2 separate regions of the Homo sapiens genome follow, and region 1 is linked to region 2. Evidence: chromatin loops called from intact Hi-C (ENCODE). Cell type or tissue: IMR-90. All regions are shown on one strand. Each heading gives the region's core, and the rest is flanking DNA. Links, peaks and the distances in the headings are about the cores only. Region 1 overlaps FRMD4A (FERM domain containing 4A). Region 2 overlaps FRMD4A (FERM domain containing 4A).

The links. Peaks named below come from ENCODE experiments on the same cell type or tissue, not always from the same donor. Only the 100,000 strongest peaks of a DNase experiment are listed, where the experiment ranks them.
Region 1: it touches region 2 in a loop (4-fold over the local background); 14 of 110 quality-filtered maps call a loop at or near these places.

What each region holds. Positions count from the first base shown.
Region 1 is chr10:14,080,265-14,091,146 of GRCh38, reverse strand. The region is part of intron 2 of FRMD4A (FERM domain containing 4A); the gene reads left to right. It overlaps FRMD4A-AS3 (FRMD4A antisense RNA 3), which reads right to left. Exons shown (of 3, transcript NR_120638.1): 2 at 7,694-7,849; 3 at 3,266-3,632. Among named protein-coding and RNA genes, the nearest start is that of FRMD4A-AS3, 11 kb to the right of the region's middle. In IMR-90, for the core only: a CTCF peak has its summit at 8,315; a DNase peak (open chromatin) is centred at 4,366; H3K27ac peaks cover 171 bases; H3K27me3 peaks cover 267 bases.
Region 2 is chr10:13,794,973-13,805,854 of GRCh38, reverse strand. FRMD4A (FERM domain containing 4A) reads left to right here. Exons shown (of 25, transcript NM_018027.5): 5 at 9,267-9,359. Among named protein-coding and RNA genes, the nearest start is that of FRMD4A-AS2, 190 kb to the left of the region's middle. In IMR-90, for the core only: no CTCF peak of the experiment used is centred there; a DNase peak (open chromatin) is centred at 6,074.

The DNA.
Region 1 (10,882 bases), core at 1,140-9,139, 290 kb before region 2:
TTAAGAAGATTTTTAGGAATCTGAACATTCTTCCATCTCTTTTCTTGAAATCCTGTTCATGGCTTGCAGTTATAATAGGTCTGGTGTCATTCTAATGTTTTGCTGGTCTATGCTGTCAGGGACCTGGGATAGTGACTAGGTAATATTTCACAAGGCAGTCAAATGTTAGTTTGAGCTGGGCGTGGTGGTGTGTGCCTATGGTCCCGGCTACTCAGGAGGCTGAGGCAGGAGGATCACTTGTGCCCAGGAGTTTGAGTCCAGCCTGAGCATAGTGAAACCCTGTCCCTTAAAAAATAAAAACAAACATAAAATTAAATTTTCAAATGTTAGTCTGGGTACTTCATTTGTGTACTTCTCTTTAATGAAACCTGAAGCTCATGAATTTATATCCACGGCAGAAAGATTTGTTGCAAAATACTGAACCCATGCTAGGAAGTATACTTGACGCAGTTCATAAAGTTAGAAATAAACAGAAAATTACAAGTAGTACCCAGGCCTCATTGCTGTATGGTTCCAACGTTAACTGAGAACCCCCACTCTCTGGGCAATCGATGAAGGCTTTAGCATGGAGCGGCTGGGGGGATGCTGCCTGGCTCTAACCCAACCCCGTGCTCCTTCACCTGTGTCTGCATTTCCTTCCTGTGCTTCACTCAGGTGCCTGCAAAGTGCTGTTTCCATGATGCCCACGGGCTGGTTGACTGTCGTGTCCCCAGGCTCTTGTCCTGCAGCTCTGCAGTGCCCGGTCCTTTTACAGCGTCTGCCTTGACTGTACTACATTTACCAATTACGCTCCTAATCATCCTCCCACTTCTCTTCCTGTTTCCAAGTCCTAGCTCTCACATCTGTGTGGCACAGATCTACATGAAGTATTATGACTTCTGTGTACCCTGTGAATACCACGTATATTCTCTCCCGTGCAGCGGTCGGCCTGCAGCCCTCCAGGACCTCAGGCAAGAGCAAGAGTGTCTCCAAGTGCCACCCCGAAGACTCTTGTTCCGTTCCTCCTCAGAAGGCTTTTCCCTTACGGTTATTTCTAGATCCCTGCTATAAATATTCTCCCAGCAGCCATCTGCCCCTGCGGCAGAGTTTTACTATTTCAGCATGCTGTTTGGGTTACACACTCAGAGTGCTGCCATCCATTCTAGAGTTCTCCTCTCTTCTAGAGAATATCGGCCCTGCTCTGTCAGGGTAGAGCAAGATCTATTTTATTTTCCTGAAAAAATCTGTACAATATATACGAAGCAATCAGGAACTTGTGGGCCCATGAGGTTCAATCCGTGGGTTTATAAAGAGGACAGAGGAAACAAAACACGGTTTGGAAACTACCTGGACATTGGCACTGTGTGCCCCGGCCCCACAAAGCTGGACCAGTCCCATCTGATAACTCCACACTGTTGGTGATGGCGTCTCTCTACGGGCCGGGGAGGTATTTTCCCACAAGCGAAAATTTTCCAGGGAAACTACAGTCTGGTTCTTTTATTTCTTTCTTCTGTTTTTTTTTTGTTTGTTTTTTTTTGTTTTTTTTTTTGCTTGAAAAGGTGAACTTTTTTCAATCCACAATAAATAAGGTGTTTCAGGGCCAAGCCCCTAATGAGATAATCACTGCAAAAGCTGCCACCAAAACCAGCATGTTTGAAAATTTACTGAAAACATAGAACGGGCTGGCCCTGTGCCCAGCATGCTGCGGGGAGGGCGGGGGAGAGGGCTTTGTTTTCCCCAGAGCAGGTGACAATGCAGACTTGGGCCAGCCCGTCCTCTCTGGGAACCGTGGTGATAAGTGGCTTCATGCACTGCGGGGCTGGTGGGCTGGGCCCCAGCGGGGGAAACAAGGAATAAGGCATGGGAAGTCAGCCAACGGTGGTCACGCTGGGCACTCTTCTCTCCCCACGGAAACTCAACCTCCAGAGAGAACCAGCGCCAGGGGCCTGTGGGAAAACAGGTACAGTCAGAAGGAGGCTTTGGTAACATTAGCTGGGAAAGTCAATGGACTTCAAGCGCTGGGAAACTCCATCGACTTTCCCAGCTGATTTTATCATCACTGGGCCAACTCCATGGGCTTCCTCCTCAATGAGGACTCATCTTCCAGGCTCTGCTCAGCAGCCCCCATCCCACCCCTGCGCTTATCTTCGCCCCTTCTGGGTAAGCTAGCATCAGGCTTATTATTACAGGCAGCTGGAGAACTGACAAGCACACAGCCTCCAGCCACACCCCTGGTCCCCGCCCCTGCTCCTCCACACCTTAGCTGTGTGAGCCCCGACCGTGACTGCCTCTTTATGGACCTCTAGTCCCTCCTGGGGAAAACAGTGTGAACCCAGGATTTGAGTGGAAGTGATTATTTTACTTTTTTTTTTTTTTTTTTTTGAGACAGAGTCTTGCTCTGTCCCCCAGGCTGGAGTGCAGTGGCGTGATCTTGGCTCGCGGCAAGCTCCGCCTCCTGGGTTCATGCAAGCTCCCAGGTTCATGGCATTCTCCTGCCTCAGCCTCCCAAGTACCTGGGACCACAGGCATGCGCCATCACGTCCGGCTAGTTTTTGCATTTTTTGGTAGAAATGGGGTTTTGCCGTGTAGGCCAGGCTTGTCTTGACCCCTTGACCTTAGGTGATCCACCAGCCTCAGCCTCCCAAAGTTCTAGGATTAGGGATTACAGGCTTGAGCCACTGTGCCTGGCCTGATTCGTCGTTCCTTTTTTTTTTTTTTTCTTTTAGGAAGAGTCTTGTTCTGTCACCCAGGCTGGAGCAGAGGCACAATCATGGCTCATTGCAGCTTCGGCCGCCCACGCTCAGGCAGTCCTCCCAACTTAGCCTCCTGAGTAGTTAGGACCACTGATGCACACCACCACAGCCCGCTAAATGTCGTTTTTTAAATAGAGACAGGGTTTCGTCATGTTGCCCAGGCTGGTCTCAGATCCCTGGAATCAAGCGTTCCTCTTACCTCAGCCTCCCAGAGTGCTGGGATTTCAGGCCTGTAATTCTCTTTTTCTGTTTTCTCAGCCACATCTCCTCAAAACAGCCCTATTTTCTTCCCCCTTTTTACAGATAAGGATATTAATATAAGAAAAAGGCAAATAAATTAGCATCCTACATTCCTAAGTAAAGTAGGCTCTGTTAGTTTCTGCTCTCCTTCCAGATACCAAGGTGACTTTATAAACATAAAGGAATCCAATTCCTCCTGTGAATGACAAACAACCCCCGATAATAATTTGCTTTTTAGTATCCAGCAGAAGCCGCTGCAACATGACCCTTCAAAAGCAATCCTCTCAGTCTCCTTTTGTTTCCCCTTCTGTTTTAATAATGGAGTGCACACGGCACTGTTGTTTAGATTAATTACTGATTGTAAGTTACTCTGAAATCCGTGCTGCCGACAGGCTGTTGAAATCATAGCCATCTTCTGAGTCGGGCTTTATGACATCACCTGAAATAGATGTTCACATTTCGTTCCTGTTTCTCACAAAGGTAAACTGACATCAATGTGTCAGGGCTGATGTTTGTTCCAGTTCTTCAACTCAGAAGGCTGGGTTTCCACTCTCATCCCACCAGGAGCCAGGGCACTAATGAAGTCATTTCACCTGCCAGTCTGAGCACCTCAGCCGCACACACTGGCTCTGTGGGTCTGAGATGAAAAGTGTGGAAGCGCTTGAGAAAAACAAAAACAATAATAATCATAGCTAATGTTTACTTAGTGCTTCTGTGCCAGAAAATATACAAAGTACTTTACCTGTGTATCTTCCTTCTCAACCCAATGCTTGGAATTAAATAGAATTAATATATATTTTATAATTCTATAAATATAATTTTATAATATATAAATATAATTTATATATTATAAAGTTAATATATAATTTATAATTTTATAGATATATAACACATATATTAATTAATTTATAATTTTATAAATATAATTTTTATATTATATAATTAATATATAATTTATAATCCTATAAGTGTATAAATATAATTTATGTAGTATATAATTAACATATAATTTATAATTCTATAAATCAGAGGCTGTGCCCACACACACCAAACCACATGCCCACCCCCCGCAACCAGGGTAGCCAGCTGGTTCCAATTTGCCCTGGCAGTTTCCAGTGTTCATACCCCAATTCCCAAGTCCCAGGAACCCTCTCTCAATGCTGGGCAAATCGGGATGTTTGGTTGTCAATACACACCCCCTACCACTAGCATAAGGCACCATATAATCCCAGAATTCCAGATGTGGGGAGAACCTCCAAGACATCCCCCTCAAAATCAGGAAGCTGAGCTCCAGAGCAGCAAAATCGTTTCTCCAACTCCCTGCTGTTAGTGGCAGAGCCAGAGCTCTGAATCTCCCAGAATCAGACAGAAGACCAAGAATGAGTCCGCTCAGTGGTGTCTGTTTATGTTATGGTGATCACTCATCATTCTAAAACAATAACAAAAAAAACCCATACATTATATAAGTAAGCTCTCATAAGAGATTGAGTCATAAAAGGTTTTCAAGATAGGCTTTCTTTGGGATGTTAAACCGTACCCTGGTTAAGGAGGGCAGTAAAAATGGCAATATAGTCATTGTTGGAAAGAGCCGTTACCTTTTGCACTGGAGATGAGAAGAGTTTATGATAAAATACTTTTTAATTAAACTTGATTATCCCCAATTCTGTTAGTGGGAAATAATCCTATGTTCCACTTACCAAGCATAAGATGCAAATTATAAAAAATAAGCTATGAAGATTTTTTTACATAATTTTTTTCTAACACTTCTTAGAACGCATGAAAATCCAATCAAATCTTTTATATCAACAAACTTGATTTCAACATTAGTGAACCTGAGGCTCAGAGCTGAATTCTCAAAATTAATTACATGTTCAGTCTACGGAAGGCATACAAGTGGGCTTGTACATTTGAAAGATTTTTTTTATTACCAGGGTAGAAACCTCAATAAGCTTTCTGTTTAGCCTTTAGTTAAACAGATAATTAAATTAATCAGCATAGCCCCTTCTCCATTCTATCTAATTAGTTTTACTTCTTTGGAGATAACTGGAAAAATACACTACTTTCATTTATTTTATATGTGTGTTACATGTGTACATTAACTAAAGAAATACATATCTAGGGTGGAAGTATATGCCTTTAGATAGGAAACAGTGCTCTGAAAAGACCTCGGCATAAAATATTTACTGGCGCTCGTATTAAAGTGGAAGACAGAGGATTTTGCAAAAAAATAAAAGGGAAAATTTGGCTGCTTTACTAATCAGAATGCCAGAACCCATATATGCCTGCCGCAGTCCAGAAAAAAGGTGCAGATTCTCAAAGCTGTGAAATACATTGATCATTTTTCCTGCTGAAATGAACAGTAATGCAGATCCCTCCAAGTTCATGAATTACATTTGGGACCAGGCAGATGGTCCAGCCCCAAAATCGTGACTCCACCAGTTTCACAGAGAGGAGGTTTCCACAGGACAGCGAGCGCAAATGAAGATGGGAAGATAGTTGCCATTTTGCTCTGTGTTCCACAGGCTGAGCTCTCTGGCGCATGGTGGCCTCTCACATGGGAGGCAGGCTCTGTCCCCAGCATCCCCATGGGCTTTGAGTTGAAAGGCAAGCCCTCTGAAAGCAAGCTTCTGAGACCCGTTCCGTCTCTTTCTGATGAGAATGCGTCCTCCCTGCAAAGTGTCAGAGCCTCATCCAGGGGCTGTGGAGTGACAGTACCAAAGCTGTGGATTGGGGAGAGAAGAACTGCTGAAAAGCTACTATTTTTGCAGTATTAACTGAAAGCCAACGTCCTGCTGGGTTCTTTACATCCATCGGCTCGTGGAAACCCTGCAACCACGTGAGGTGCGCATCTGCCGTGGCATTTTCAGATGACAAAGCTGGGACTTAAGGGAATAACCTGCGCAAGGCCACACAGTTAAGTAAACAGGAGTCAGGAGTCAGTTGTGCGTCTTCATCTCCAAACATCCCTAGACATAACCATGCGTCTACGATGGCACAAGAAAACTACTTTGCATGAAAGTTTCCAGAGCATGTGATGAACACTTCTTGATTTATAAACAGATGGAGGTGGGATTCCCTTTGTAAGAATTAGAAGAATGTATTGTGGTTTTCAGTAAGGAGGTGATTCAGAGCGTACCCGAGGGGTTTGTTTTTATTCAGGTGTGGCAAGGTCAACAGATCAGGGGATCATTACCATTGAAAAAATAGTTTGTTATTGACAATTCCCAAGAGTAGGAGACAAGCCACGCCACACAGGGCCATGCGGGGAAGCACCAGGGTCAGCCAGGAGGCAGAAGGAGTGAGGAAAAAGCACGGACAGACAGCTTTATGGTGGTTTTCAGGAGAAGGAGCAGTCGAGGCAGGGTAAGCAGTTGAGCAGGCTTAGGGTTGGTTCAAACGAGTTCAAATATGTCCCGTGGGCTCTGGGTTATATGGGGGGTCCTAGTTGTCTGGTAGCTGGCCCTGGGGCGATTTAGGGCAGAAGGGTTGTGTCCCATATGGCAGGACCCTGATAAAGGAGGCAGGTAGGAGTATGAACTCTGAACCGGTTGGTTTGCATATCAAAAGTGTGCTTATGAGCAAGTTGCTTGGGATCTCTAGGAATTAGCTAACTCCAGGAAAGGACATCTCTCCTCCAGTCTGTAAGACCTGAGATGTCAAAGCATCACATAACATAGAAAATTTAAAATATACTTAGTACAGGAGGGTATATATTAATTAAAAACCCCAGCCGGGTGCAGTGGCTCACGCCTGTAATCCCAGCACTTTGGGGGGCCAAGGCAGGCGGATCACTTGAGGTCAGGAGTTCAAGACCAGCCTGACCAACATGGTGAAACCCCGTCTCTACTAAAAATACAAAAATTAGCCAGGCATGGTGGCGCATGCCTGTAATCCCAGCTACTCAGGAGGCTGAGGGAAGAGAATCACTTGAACCCAGGAGGCGGAGGTTGCAGTGAGCCAAGATCATGCCACTGCACTCCAGCCCGGGCAACAGATCAAGACTCTGTCTAGAGGAAAAGTTAAAAAAGCCCTCTGTGCATGGGCCTTTTTACTTTCCCCCATGATGCCACAAGCAGCAGTCAGGGCTGTGAGTGCTTTACTGGATGATTTCACCATTTTTGGAGCACATTACATGTGGACCATTTACAAGTCTAAAAGGGCTAAAACACGTGCCCGTTTACTATTTTCCTCTTGGTATAACCTCCCATAAATGAGTCTTTATTCACTCCAGGGCTTGAATCATGGCATTCTTTCTTTAGAAATATGATTATCTGTTCCTTTAACAACCAAAAAGTTACAGTTGTGCGAAGGTGGGGAGAAGGTGTCTACCCGTTATTGATGTCACTCTATGCTTTTTACAGGATGATGCTCATTCCAAGATTTTCTGTTTTATTTCTGTCTTTTGCAATCGTTGGCCTGCTTTGCTGCCATAAATGAGGGAATTGTGGCTAAGAGAGCAATCTGCCGGAAGCATCTCCTCATCCATCGGTGGACACTAACCACAGCTATAACCGGGACAACTAGAGACACTGTCCAAGTCCTCTGTCAAATTCACAACTTAGCTTGCCCTTAGGTGTGAATACAGACTGACCCCAGGGCCGGAGGGGCTGCTGTTGTGAGCCTTTCCTGCTGGAGGGGCCTAAGGACTCAGTTCCCTTTATCTAAGACAAAACCGAATGGAGACAGTAAGAGCCCATCACACTCCACCCTCCCTCCCTCACCTTCTTGCAGAGCTGGTAGAGTGTAGTGGCCAAGAGCAGGTCCTCTGCGGTGTCACAATTGGAGACCTCTTCTGAATCCATCCCTCACCAACTCAGTGACCAGAGCTGGTTACCCAACCTCTCAGTGCTTCAGGTTTGGTTTGATGTTTTCAATCTCTAGAATGCAACAGTCGTAGAGTTGGTGAGAAGATTATGCAGCTGTGCTGAGGAAAGAGTAAGAGCTCAAACATGTCAGCTGTCATTCAAATGTCACTACAATGGCCTTTTTTCAAGTGTGATCCACTTGCACCAAAATTACCTGAGGTGCTTGTGACAAGGATCTTACAGATTCAGTCTCCACGGAAGGTTCCAGAAGTGTTTTAGTGATCGAGGCAGGGGCTCTACAGTCAGACAGACCCAACTTCAAATCTTACCTTGCACCTTAGTTAGATCTGCGTGATGTGCAACAAGTTAATGCATTTAGCTTCTTGGAGTCTTTGTTTCAATAAATTAAGACATTAATATCTATCTTGTTTGGCAAATATGTATCAGTGTTTGCTATGTATAAGACACTCTGCTAGGTGCTGGGAACAAAATAGTGAACATTCTTGTAAAATCTATTTGCTCAGATCTTTGTCAGACCTTTGGAGGGCACTGCAGATCAGTCACAGCCAAATCCATCCCTGTTAATGGCAACCTATCATGGTCATGGGTAGCTCCAAAAATGCCATGGGAGGGATGACTGCAGACTCCGCGTTATGGGCTACAAAGCCATTCTCTTTACATTTTAGCAGTTCCCATGAAAACCAGTCACCAACTGAAATGCACCTGAGTTTCAGGTGCCTTTTCGTCACTCAACTTCAGTGCTGGGGCCTCAGCTCCACCTCACTGCAGCTTGGATTGCAATGAAATGCAGAACTATGGGCGACTGGTTATACCACCCAGCCTAACAGATACCACAGCATGGAGGAAAGAACACTAATTCATTTCCAGGATCCTCAATGTCTACCCCTCATCCCCTAACCTTCAAGTCTGTAGGACGTCTAGCTACTCCTAGGAAAGTGAGGTTAAGTTCCATCAACCTACTTAAGTAAGTTGATATCTAGTTTGGTAGTAGTTCTATCTGAAATTACTTATGTTGGTTTTCAACAGAGATTCCACATCTTTTGCAGAATCCAAGCCTGGGCTATTAATAAAAATATCTTAGATTGTGTTTGTATTTTTTTTTTATCTGGAGTCTCGCTCTGTTGCCCAGGCTGGAGTGCAGTGGTGCAATCTCGGCTCACTGCAACCTCTGCCTCCCAGGTTCAAGCAATTCTCCTGCCTCAGCCTCCCAAGTAGCTGGGAGTTCAGGCACGTGCCACCATGCCCAGCTAATTTCTTGTATTTTTAGTAGAGATGGGGTTTCACCATGTTAGCCAGAATGGTCTCGATCTCTGACCTCGTGATCCACCTGCCTCAGCCTCCCAAAGTGCTGGGATTACAGGCGTGAGCCACTGTGCCCAACCTGTATTTGTATTTTTGACCATTGATAGAAAATCTTTAAGAAGTATGGAGTGAATTAGGACAAATACAACCTAATAAAAGTGATGTGTTAAATAGTCTGGGGCAGTGTAGGCCTATGGTCTTTGGAGTCAATGACCTGCATTGGATGTCTGAATTTGCCACAGTAGGCTGGCTATGTCACCTTAAGCAAGTTGCCATCCTCTCTGAGCCTTGGTAGAGCGAGACTTCTTGCCTGCTAGGAGGGCAGCAGGGATCAAAACAAGAATGAATGTCTAGTGCTTGGCACAGAGCTTTGCATGATAAAAGACATTTTGTATATCATAGCTCTGGATTATTATGATTATTGGATGATGGCACTTTCATATTTTCCATGAGATTGAGCTTGTACTGAACCTTGACTTATTTTTATCTTCAATTGCTCCTATGAGGTATGCAGGACTGGTGTGATTTTTAGATGAGAAGTTAAGTTCCTTGCTGGGGCAGACATGGTTCCCACTCAATTCTGCCACTGCACAGGAGTTCTCCTTCACAGAATCTCAGTGGGCAGTGGGTTTGTTGTCTGTTCTTCCATCTGAGCTGTTCTCCTATCCTGCTAGATGCTTGCAAGACCCCCAGTGGTTGCAGGCACCCAGACCCTGAAGGAGGTACATTGGCTTTAATGCAGCTGTCTAATGTGATAAGCTGACACCTGTCTTGTGGTCTAATTGTGTTGTTATGGGTCCTTTTGCCTTCATTTCACGCAAGTAGAGAAGGAAGTCAGTATCAGAAACGCCACTCAGTACAGACCAAAACTTGACTACCGTGGTTTTATAAGTCATGGAGAGTTTATTAAACTCTACCAAATTGATAGCTAGAAAGGACTCTGACTAGGAGAAGCCCATAAACTTAATGGTACTTACTAATTTATGGGCTATTATTACAACCTGAGTAATCTTTATATAAAAGCAGTAAAGAGCTGTGATTTAGTTAGGACAGTGCTTACTGTCTCCACTTACAGAGATGACGGTTCCATCAACGTCTGAGCCACATAGGCCCCCAGCAGAGTGCTCCCCACTGCAAAACAGAGTGCCTTTCTTTTCTTGAAGCCTGTCTTCTACTTGACGAATTTATCTCCTGGAGATCAGTTCCTTATTTTGACAATCCAAGCCTGGCAATGGGGCAGGAAGACAGCACCATGAGGTATAGAGATGCCAACTGGACACTGATCACCTTGGGCTCTTTCCTCAATGCATCCTTTTGCTGACCCTAAATTCAAGCTGAATATCCTCCCTCGCAGTCTTCAGTTTCCTCATCTGCAAAATGGTAGGGCTGGCTTAGTGGCTTCCAAGATCGCTTCTGTGATTGTAGCTGTGTCCAGGATCCAAAAGGCCATCTGATGCAGCAAACCACTGGCAAACAGTCCCACCCCAGAAGAGGCTCAATCATCTTGGCTGGAGCACTCACATGGCCTGAGGATAGAACTTGTCCTGCTTGTCAAATCATTCCTCCCCATGAATTGGATGAGAAAGAGTCTGAGGTGCTGGGGGGGTTCTCATTATGGCAGGTGGGGGCTCCCTTCCTACATTAACCCCTTGTTCAGGAGCCAGTTCCAATGTCATAGGAGGCAAAACAACATGGGAGAAGAAGCGGGGATATAGAACATCATAAAGACCTTCAGGTGGCACATAACACAAAAATGAAGAGGGGCAGGGAATGGGCTGTTTG
Region 2 (10,882 bases), core at 1,349-9,348:
TAGCCAGGCATGGTGGTGCACAGTTGTAGTCCCAACTACTGAGGAGGCTGAGGCAGGAGGATCACTTGAGCCCAGGAGTTCAAGACTGCAGTGAGCTATTATTGCACCACTGCACTCCAGCCCTGGTGACAGAGTGAGACCTCGTCTCAACAACAAAACTAATTAAAATCAAGAAGTAGCTTGTGAGCCAGGGGGTGGGGTGGGAATGGAAGATCCCGTTATCAGAAGCTATAGCCTATAACTAACCAACTTTTAAGCTATTCAGCAGAAACAGTCAAACACACCCAAGTTGAATTAATGATTGTCATAATCTATTTAAATTTTAATTTGAATCTCCTGTCATAAATTTTAAGAATTGCTTGTTAAATGCTGTAAATAAGTATCTTTTGTGATTGATTTTTTGGGGGTTTTTTTTTAAGAAAAAAAAAGCCTTTTAAAAGTGTTTAGAAATATGAGGAAGAAAGAAAAGAAACTTGGTTAGCCATTACTCCAAATTTAAAAGACAAGTATAGTTAGAATTTATTTTCACATACCAATTAATAATATGGGCTGGGCTTGAGACTCACACCTGTAATCCCAACACGTTGGGAGGCTGAGGCGGGAGACTTGCTTGAGCCCAAGTATTGAAGGCTGCAGCAAGCTATGATTGCGCCACTGCTCTCCTGCCTGGGCAACAGAGCAAGACCCCATCTCTTAAAGAAAAAAAAAAGAAAGAAAAGAAAACGAGTAGCTTTTAACCTCTGATTTCATCACACCGCCTTTGAGATTTGAAGTTATATTCCCTTTCCTTCATAAAAGTTTACATACAAAATAAATTTTTGCTTACATTTTACAACACTCACAGACACCCTGCGGCCAGGATGTTAGTTTAAGAACCTAGACAGTAAACAATTAAGGATCTTTTCTTTCAGCAGACTGTATCCTAATTAATTGAATTGCCTGATTGGTGCTGTCTGGGGAGTCTGATTTACCCAAACTATTAAGGTTAAAATGGCCTGGCTGAGCACGGTGGTTCACACCTGTAATCCTAACACTTTGGGAGGCCGAGGTAGGCAGATCACAAGGTCAAGAGATCAAGACCATCCTGGCCAACATGGTGAAACCCCATCTCTACTAAAAATACAAAAAAAAAAAAAAAAAGAATTAGCTGGGTGTGGTGGCAGCCACCTGTAATCCCAACTAGTTGGGAGGCTGAGGCAGGAGAATTGCTTGAACCCGGGAGGCGGGAGATTGCAGTGAGCCAAGATCATGCCACTGAACTCCAGCCTGGCGACAGAGCGAGACTCCGTCTCAACAAAAAAAAGAAATAAAGAAAGAAAGAAAGAAAGAAAAAGTCCTGACTCATTGAAGATGCATCTTTAGAACCACTGCCAGGAAGGCTGGTGCACGGGAGCGAGCTTGGGTCTGTGCTGTCCTCAGGTCCTCGCGTTTGTTTCAACTGTGACTGGCATCAGCTGGGGCCTCTGAAAAGGGTTCAGTCATTCAGCATTCCTGGCCACAAGCTTATCTACAATTTAAAAATAAACAAAATAGAAAAGCAATTTTCCAGTGGCAGAAGAAACAACCACAAGACACAGCTCTGGGAAAGCAATTTATTTGGAAATAGGTTTGGGATTTCCACGTATTATCTGCTGGACAGTGAGAGAGGAGAAAGTCAGTGGCTGCAGCCTCCGTGCCTGGCTTGTAATAACTGCTTCTGGGAACGCGGCATTCGGTGTTCATTACCACCTCTCAGACGACCCATGCTGTGTTGTCGGAAACAACGGCAAACATACAACAGTACCTTATATTTAGTGACCAGAGAAGTGCTTGAGCATAGCTCTTTCTGTGTGCAGCTAAGATAAACAAAAAGAACGGTGCCCTCCAAGGAAAGCTTAGGGATGCGGCTTTCTCCCTCCTTTCCTTCCCAATGCAAATGACCGGAGGGAGCTGGGAACCTGGCACAGGTGAGCGGAGTGAATTCTTAATATGGAGACTGTTTGCTTAGGATGGGAGCTGTGTCTACACAGCAGTCCCTGAACCTACAAGAATATGGATCTGTGGGGCATATTGTGAAGCTGCTGTATTCATTCTCTTAACAAATATTTATTTAGCATCTGCTCTTAACCACTGGAGATCCAGAAAGCACTGGCCCTTGACTCCTTGTTGAGCTTGTGTTTGTAGATTAGGAAGTGATTCACAAAACGTGGTGTAGAAGCGCTAGAAAAGAAAATTGGGGGCTGGGTATGGTAGCTCATGCCTGCCATCCCAGTGCTTTGGGAGGCTGAGGTGGGAAGATTGCTTGAGGCCAGAAGTTTGAGGCCAACCTGGGCATCACAGCAAAACCTCTACTTTACAAAAAAAAAAATTTGTTTAATTAGCCAGGAGTGGTGGTGTGCACCTGTAGTCCCAGCTATTCAGGAGTCTGAGATGGGAAGATCACTTGAGCCCAGGGGTTCAAGGCTGCAGCGAGCTATGACTGCACCATTGCACTCCAGCCTGGGCAACAGAAAGAGACTCTGTCTCTAAAAAATAAAACATTTTTAAAAAGAAAATTTGGAATAGGCTTACTAAAACATAGTGGAGACAACAATTTATCCTGGGCTGGAGAGCCCATGATTTAGTAATCTGGTTTCCCCAGTATATACCCTACTTTAACCTTCCTGTATTATTAAAGGTTTATAGTGAAATCAGTATCACTGGTCTGTCCCTTTTTTTTTTTTTTTTGAGATGGAATCTTGTTGTGTCACCCAGGCTGGGGTGCAGTGGTGCCATCTCGGCTCACTGCAAACTCTGTCTCCCAGGTTCAAGTGATTCTCATGCCTCAGCCTCCTAAGTAGCTGAGATTACAGGCATCCGCCACCACACCCAGCTAATTTTTTGTATTTTTAGTAGAGACGGGGTTTCACCATGTTAGCCAGGCTGGTCTCGAACTCCTGGCTTCAGGTAATCAGCGCACCTTGACCTCCCAAAGTGCCTGGTCTGTCCTTGATGAACACACATACTATAAGACAAGGATACTAAATATATCAACATTCTTCCATTTGAAGAGCTCCTCTCCTCCCCTCCATCCAGCAACATCTATAAGCATTTCATACACTTGGCCACGTGTGGTGACTAACACCTGTAATCCCAGCACTTTGGAAGGCTGAAGTAGGAGGATTGCTTGAAGCCAGGAGTTTGAGACCAGCCCGGACAACAAAGCGAGACACTGTCTCTACCAAAAAAACAAAAACAAAAAAAACCTTTTTTTTTAATTACCCAAGTGCAATGGTATGTGCCAGTAGTTCCAGCTATTCCAGAGGCTGAGGCAGAAGGATCGCTTGAGCCCAGCAGTTCAAGGCTGCAGTGAGCTATGATTGCACCACTGCACTCCAGCCTGGGCAACAGAGTGAGACCCTGTCTCTAAATAGATAAACATATAAGAACTTCATCTCTTGCTTTGGATTTCTGTAGAAACTCATTCCATATGAAATTGCCTGTCTACAATAAAAACATCTAGAAGCTGTGCAGTGTCATTCTCCCCCTGGGTCTGGAAAGTGACGGATTCAGATAGACTTATCACACACCTCCACCCACCAGTAACTATAAACAAAGCTCTCCCTGAGGCCATCTCTATTGAAGGTGCCAACACTTGAACCAAAAATCTATTTGTTTTATATGTAGAAGCTAAAAGCAATATCTTAAATGAATGCGTCCAATTTCTATTGCCTGGAAGCAATTGCATATTTATTACTGACCTGACAGTTTGACCTACTGCAACCATAAACCAAATGAGCGTTATCTTGCTCAGCTTTAAAGATAGTTATCAGTCACATAATAACAAAAATACTCTGAGTGGCTGCTGGGATGCTTTTTTTTTTTTTTTTTTTGCATTATTATTGGCAAAGGCAATGAAGTGCATTCTCAAATGAAAAATCAATGAGAATCATGAAAACCAAGCTATAAGGCATCTCTTAGTTAAACTGTATTAAGGAAATGCTTCTTTATGACTTTTCGTCCCATTCCATCCTAATGCAAAAGAAACATAAAAGGTTTGAGGGAGGCACTTGATGTCAGGACTGTAAAAGGTTAAATAGGAAAGCAAAAGCCTTTAGCAGTGTGGAATTCTTGACCCTGTAGAGTACAGGAAGTGTGACTTAGAGATGAGCAGAAAACAACATTGTAACAAGTGCTCCAGCCAAAAGTGGTGGCCCCAGAATTATGGTTTCCAGTTTGCTTTTTAATCCATCTTTCAGTTTTTGCCCAAATAGTGGGCAGTTTTCATCAGGGTCTTGGATAAGTCACATGTCCCTTCAGTCTGCCTTTATAAGCAGCCTTCATTGAGAGACTTCTACAAGCCTTTAAAGTGGAGGCAGCTGACCTCCTTCCTTCAGAGAATCCGAGGACTCCAGGTTTGGGAAAGTCTGCCTCTCCATTAGCCACTGGAGCTACGCAAGGCCATGCATCGTGATCCCCTCATGGGATTGGAGTGGACGAGTTCAAGCAGGGGAAGTGGAGGAAGGAAATTCATTTGTCCTCAGAGGCCAACTATTCCATGTAGGATCATATAGGTGTCATTCCAGCTTCCATGTTCTCTTTGCTTCCTGACCATTTTTTTTTTGAGACAGGGCCCCACTCTGTTGTCAGTGAGACAGGGCCCCACTCTGTTGTCAGGCTGAAGTGCAGCGGTGCAATCTCGGCTCACTGCAACCTCTGCCTTCCAGGTTCAAGCGATTCTCCTGCCTCAGCCTCCCAAGAAGCTGGGACTACAGGCACGTGCCACCACACCTGGCTAGTTTTTGTATTTTTGGTAGAGACGGGGTTTCAGCATGTTGGCCAGGATGGTCTCGATCTCCTGACCTCGTGATCCACCTGCCATGGCCTCCCAAAGTGCTGGGATTACAGGCATGAGCCACTGTACCTGGCCCATTTTCTTACTTTCCTTTCTAGTCTATTTAATTGCTTGATAAATGTTAAACCAATAGATGGCCGGGAACAAAGGAATTGCCAGTCAGATTCATGGCTTAAAAAGTCATTCTTTTAGACAGTTTAATGTGGGGAATAAAGTTTTCTAGAGGGGGAATCCATCTGTCTGTTTGTCCTCTGTGGATGAAGAAGAATTGGCAGTGCGTAAACCCAACAGACTGGAATCCAAATGACATCTGTCTGTGTCCCTTCATGCGACATGTCCCCACCTTGAAGTTCATCACATGTGAATGGTGACCCCCAGGGACCTAAGTCTAATCTCTTGCAGTGTGTGTGGTCACTCATATGCCAGTGGAGTGGTATGAGGATATCTCAAGCCTGGACCATTGACTAATCTTGAATATTCCACAAATGGAATATTCTCTCTCTCTCTCTCAGGTCCTCCTTATTCTTTGAGCTGGTGGCCAGAGAAAAATCACTGTATTTTTGTATCATTCCAGTCTGTGGGTGATTGAAAGCCTTGTCTTGTGAGAATAATGAAAAGGTTATTCCCATCAGACTGTTTATCATAAAATATGGTAAGACAAAAGATGAATATTTAAGCCTACATTGTCATTGGATGGCTTGCTCTTGCAGGCAGTCATTCAAATCAATGAGCAAATACTTCTTTTGAGCACCTAACAGTTGCTATACACTGTGCTAGGTTTTGGGGGATAATTTCTGTAAATGTTGAAAACTGATCGTTGAGAGATAGGTCATGTTTTTTGTTTGTTTGTTTTGTTTTTTGAGATGGAGTCTCGCTCTGTCACCCAGGCTGGAGTGCAGTAGTGCCATCTCAGCTCACTGCAACCTCTGCCTCCTGGATTCAAGCAATTCTTCTGCCTCAGCCTCCTGAGTAGCTGGGATTACAGGCATGTGCCACCACGCCTGGCTAATTTTTGTATTTTTTTTTAGTAGAGATGGGGTTTCACCATGTTGGTCAGGCTGGTCTCGAACTCCTGACCTCGTGATCCGCCTGCCTCAGCCTCCCAAAGTGCTGGGATTTCAGGTGTGAGCTACCTCACCCAGCCTAGGTCATATTTTTTAAAAATAACTAATTGTACAAGATTATGCCAAATGCCTTGAAGATGACACACACCAGAAGCCCTGGAGAAGTTTGAAAGAAACCCCAGACTTAGGCAATCAAGGAAGACTTCACTGAAAGTAAGACTTGAACTCAGCCTTGCACAATGGCTAAACATTCAGATAAAGGGATGGAGAGACAGTTCTCCAGTTCCAAGGAGGAGAGGCAGCATGAGTGAAGGCCAGGCGCATGCCATACACATGGTGTACTCGCAGGAGGCTGAGCCCCAAGAGAAGACCCACAGAGTTGGGGGCATTTTCAGAGGCAGGAAGGAAGTGGTTGCAGCTTAAGATAATTTGTCTGACACCTTCCAGTTGACCAGACATGCACACTTTCTCCTCATGAGGTAGATCTCGTGGCATTTTCCAGATATAGAAAGTCAACTGGTGCTGGGCACAGTCATTCACCTCTGTCATCCCAGGACTTTGGGAGGCCGAGGCAGGTGGATTGCCTGAGTTCAGGAGTTTGTGACCAGCCTGGGCAACACGGTGAAACCCTGTCTCTACTAAAATACAAAAAAATAGCTGGGCATGGCGGCCTGCGCCTGTAGTCCCAGCTACTCAGGAGGCTGAGGCAGGAGAATTACTTGAACCCGGAGGGCGGAGGTTGCAATGAGACTAGATCACACCACTGCACTCCAGCCTGGGCAACAGAGCAAGACTCCATCTAAAAAATAAAAATAAATTTTAAAAAGTCAGCTGGGGAAAATGAATGCATAGAGAGCAAGTTCTGTAGACTGGGAAGTGCAGAAATGGGTGAGCCCCTAGGGTGGGTGCTGTAAGGGTCGGAGGAGGACCCCCCCATCCCACCCGGTGTGTGGTGTGGGAAGACTTTCTGGAGCGGAGACGTGAGAGCTGAGTCCTGCGGGATGGGCCGGACCTCACTGGGGAAGAAGGAAGGGAAAGGCCTACTGGGACGAAGGAACAGCATGAGCTAAGGAACAGAAGTTTGAAATATCATGGAACCTGTGGGGCATTATCAGGCATGGGCAGAGATGACATTGGCACCCAGGCCTTCTGTTTCCTGATCTTGTGTTCTAGTCAGAACAGAATTTATCCCAGCTTTCTGGAAGAAGTTGCTCCTGTTATTTTACTTACAATACTCTCTTCCATTTATTTATTTATTTATGAGACGGAGTCTCGCTCTGTCACCCAGGCTGGAGTGCGGTGGCGCCATCTCGGCTCACTGCAAGCTCCACCTCCCAGGTTCATGCCATTCTCCTGCTTCAGCCTCCTGAGTAGCTGGGACTACAGGCGCCTGCCACTATGCCCGGCTAATTTTTCGTATTTTTTAGTAGAGACAGGGTTTCACCGTGTTAGCCAGGATGGTCTCCATCTCCTGACCTCGTGATCTGTCTGCCTTGGCCTCCCAAAGTGTGGGGATTACAGGCGTACAGGCGTGAGCCACCACGCCCGTCCTATTTATTTATTTTTTCTTGAGACAGAGTCTCTGTCGCCTAGGCTAGAGTGCAATGGCGCGATCTCAGCTCACTGCAACCTCCATCTCCCGGGTTCAAGCGATTCTCCTACCTCAGCCTCCCGAGTAGCTGGGATTATAGGCACCTGCCACCAGGTCCAGCTAATTTTTTGTATTTTTAGTAGAGACAGGGTTTCACCATGTTGGCCAGGCTGATACCAAACTCCAGACCTCAAGTGATCCGCTCGCCTTCGCCTCCCAAAGTGCTGGGATTACAGGCGTGAGCCACTGCGCCCAACCCTTTCATTATTTTTTTTTTACTTTTCCTATATTCAGAGCAAGGTAATAAAAAGATAAAGTTAATGGAATTTTTTTATCCAACTGGAGATTCTTAGAAAGAGGAAAAACAGGCCAAAGTTCTTCAGGTGGTCACTATTCTAAGGCAGATCCAAAAGTCTTCCGTATAGCCACAGGTATGGGCTTTGTGGAGGGGGATTTTTTTTTTTTTTTCTTGTGCGAAAGGTGCAGTTTGAGTGAAGCCTCAAAAAGGGGTTGGAAGTCACTTGTGTGTTTTCTCTCTTTCCTTTGTTGGAGGTTTAAGCATGTGCTGAGAGGAACAAGCGTTTTTAGACAATGATGCAGACAGATTTTGTTTCTCATTATCCACAGTCTTGCACACATGCCACACAGCATTAGCTACGGGGGAAATGCAGTGGGGTCAGTTGGGTCTGTTCCATGTGACTTTACTCCATAAAGTGATTATAGGACTGTCTTCTCCAGGATGATGGGCTGACATTGGATACAGAGAGGAGGGAAAGGAAAGAGAGGATTCTTCAGCTTGGTTGTTCCATGGCTTTGCCCCACTCTTCCAAGACCAGCCTCCGAGACATGGCCCCCAGGGCTCTCCCTAGCCTCATGGCTTTCCACTCACAGGACACTAAGACGCTGGGGTCCTCCCTCACCCCGGGGCCTTTGCACGGGCTGGTCTTTCTGCCTGGAAAGTGGTTCCCCTCTGAGGATCTCTTGCCTCAGCCTTCCAAAGTGCTGGGATTAAAGGCATGAGCCACTGCCCCTGGCGGTAAGTTTAACGTTTTCAGACACTGTGTGTGATTTGCTTTTCACTCCAGCAAGATGTCGTGAGGATTGCTAACATGTTTTCAAGTGTGCTTTCAGTCCTTCAGGAAAAAAGGCACCTGGGAGTGTGGTGGAAAGGCGGTTCAGGACAAGAAGGAGAGTTCTGATTACATTTTCGTTTCAGTGTTTCCCTGGGAAACAGCAGGTCTCAATCCCTTCACTTTCCAGTTCCTATTCTTCCCCTCACACCACACAGTATCCACTGCTGACTCGGTATCCCCTACCTAATCCCACTGGGTTCTTCAATACTGAAAAGCTAGTAATAAGGTGAAGGTGGCCGGGCACAGTGGCTCACGCCTGTAATCCCAGCACTTTGGGAGGCCGAGGTGGGCGGATCACCTGAGGTCAGGAGTTTGAGACCAGCCTGACCAACATGGTGAAACCCCGTCTCTACCAAAAATACAAAAATTAGCCGGGCATGGTGGCTCATGCTTGTAGTCCCAGCTACTCAGGAGGCTGAGGCAGGGAATCGCTTAAACCCAGGAGGCAGAGGATGCAGTGAGCCAAGATCATGCCACTGCACTCCAGCCTGGGTCACAGAGCAAGACTTAGTCTCAAAAAAATAAAAACTAAAAAAAAATTAAAAATAAGGTGAAGGTTCAAATTTATCTACGATCCAGCACGTTCTGCTTCATATATACCTTCAACCCCAAAAAAACTTCTGCAAAATGCAAACCCCTAACCAATTTGTCTCTATTTTCTTCAGGGGACACTTAAACTGGCTTCAGCTAGATCGAAGAGTATTGGAACATGACTTCCCTAAAAAGTCAGGACCCGTGGTTTTATACTTTTGTGTCAGGTATGTACACCTGGTGTCTATACTTTTGCTTCTTTGTGTTCTTTATCAGGGAAGTCTGGGAGGGCAGAGTGATTCCAAGGAAAGAGAGCTCAAGTTTGTCTTGGTTCATTGCCAGGGATAAAGGTTGTAGTAGAGCTGCATGCCTCATAGATGGAAAGGCGGGGTGCGAGGGTGCAGGGTGTGCCTGTGAGTGTGCAAGGATGTGTGTATTATGCATTTGCACTAGGATGCTTGTGTGGAATGATGAGAAAAACTTTTTTCTGCACTTTTGGGGAGGGTCACATATCTCAAACAATGAGTATCTTATAGCACAGGCCGTGGGATTCTTTTCTGGGGGCAATTTGAAACTACATAACAAAAGCCTTTGTATTCTTTCCTTTTAGAGGGGATGCCACTTGAATCTCGTGAAACCTGGGTAGTTTATCCCAAATAGGAGTGGTCGAAACCCAGCAGCAAACCACAGGCCCATCTGCATTTCCTGCCAAGGGAGGATACAGCTTAATAACATTTCAGAAACAATAGGCATTTTTCTGTTCAGAAATCTAGTCTAAGAAATTTTGTTTTGTGCTTGCAAAGGGAACGATTTGTGGGCTATAGTGATTTAAATAGTTAATATTTGCAGCTGTCTTATGAAGACAACAGGACTTACCACTTCCGTTTGCAAAAGGTTGTGAGAAGCCAGAGGCTGGGCAGGTCAGGGGTTCAGGGGCAAAGTCTGAATTGGTGGCAAAGTCAGAATCTGAGCCCCCAGTCCAGCAGCTCCGAAACACCCAGTCTATGGAGGCACCAGGTTCTTTCTGTCCAGAACCTTGATTGCAACACAATTACAGAAGCATTAAGTGCTGATGCCTCAGTCTTTACATGGACACTAACACTTACACCCATGCCATACAACTCTGTTCTTTGAAATATACTAACAGAAATTCAGGAGCGAGATACAAATGATATGCAATTCTGTCATTCCTAAAGAGCATGATCAGGAATGCAGTTCCAGACATAGGCATCCTTAAGCCACACAAGGCATTAGAAGGGCTTCAAACAAGAGTTAAAGGGTCCACTTAACAGGCTCGAGTGTATGACTTTTCCTCAGCTGGCAGAGTAAATTTCAACTTGCGCTTAATGCGTTTTTGATTTGTTTAACAGCTGTGAACATATCCAAGCTCATCTTAGCTATTTCCATTACTGATGGGGATGATTTCAATGCCATATTCTCTTTAATGGTGTATACAGTTTCTCAGATTTATGGCAAAGCAACCATATAAAGCAAATAGTAACAATTCCTCTGGGAGGGGCAGGTGGTATCAGGCAGGACTCCAGTTGCATGGAAGCAGGTCATTAACCTGTCATCGCAGGTGGATGAGTGCATTTACCATATATCAGGCTCTCCCCACCTCCCTGGTGATGTTCACCAACATTAGCCAAGAGGAGAAAATCCTGGGCTTGGCTGCCTAGTAGGTGTTTTTTCCAAGTGTCTGAATTATTTGTGGACGTCCTTGCAGGAGAGCTTGGGGCACCTTGACGTT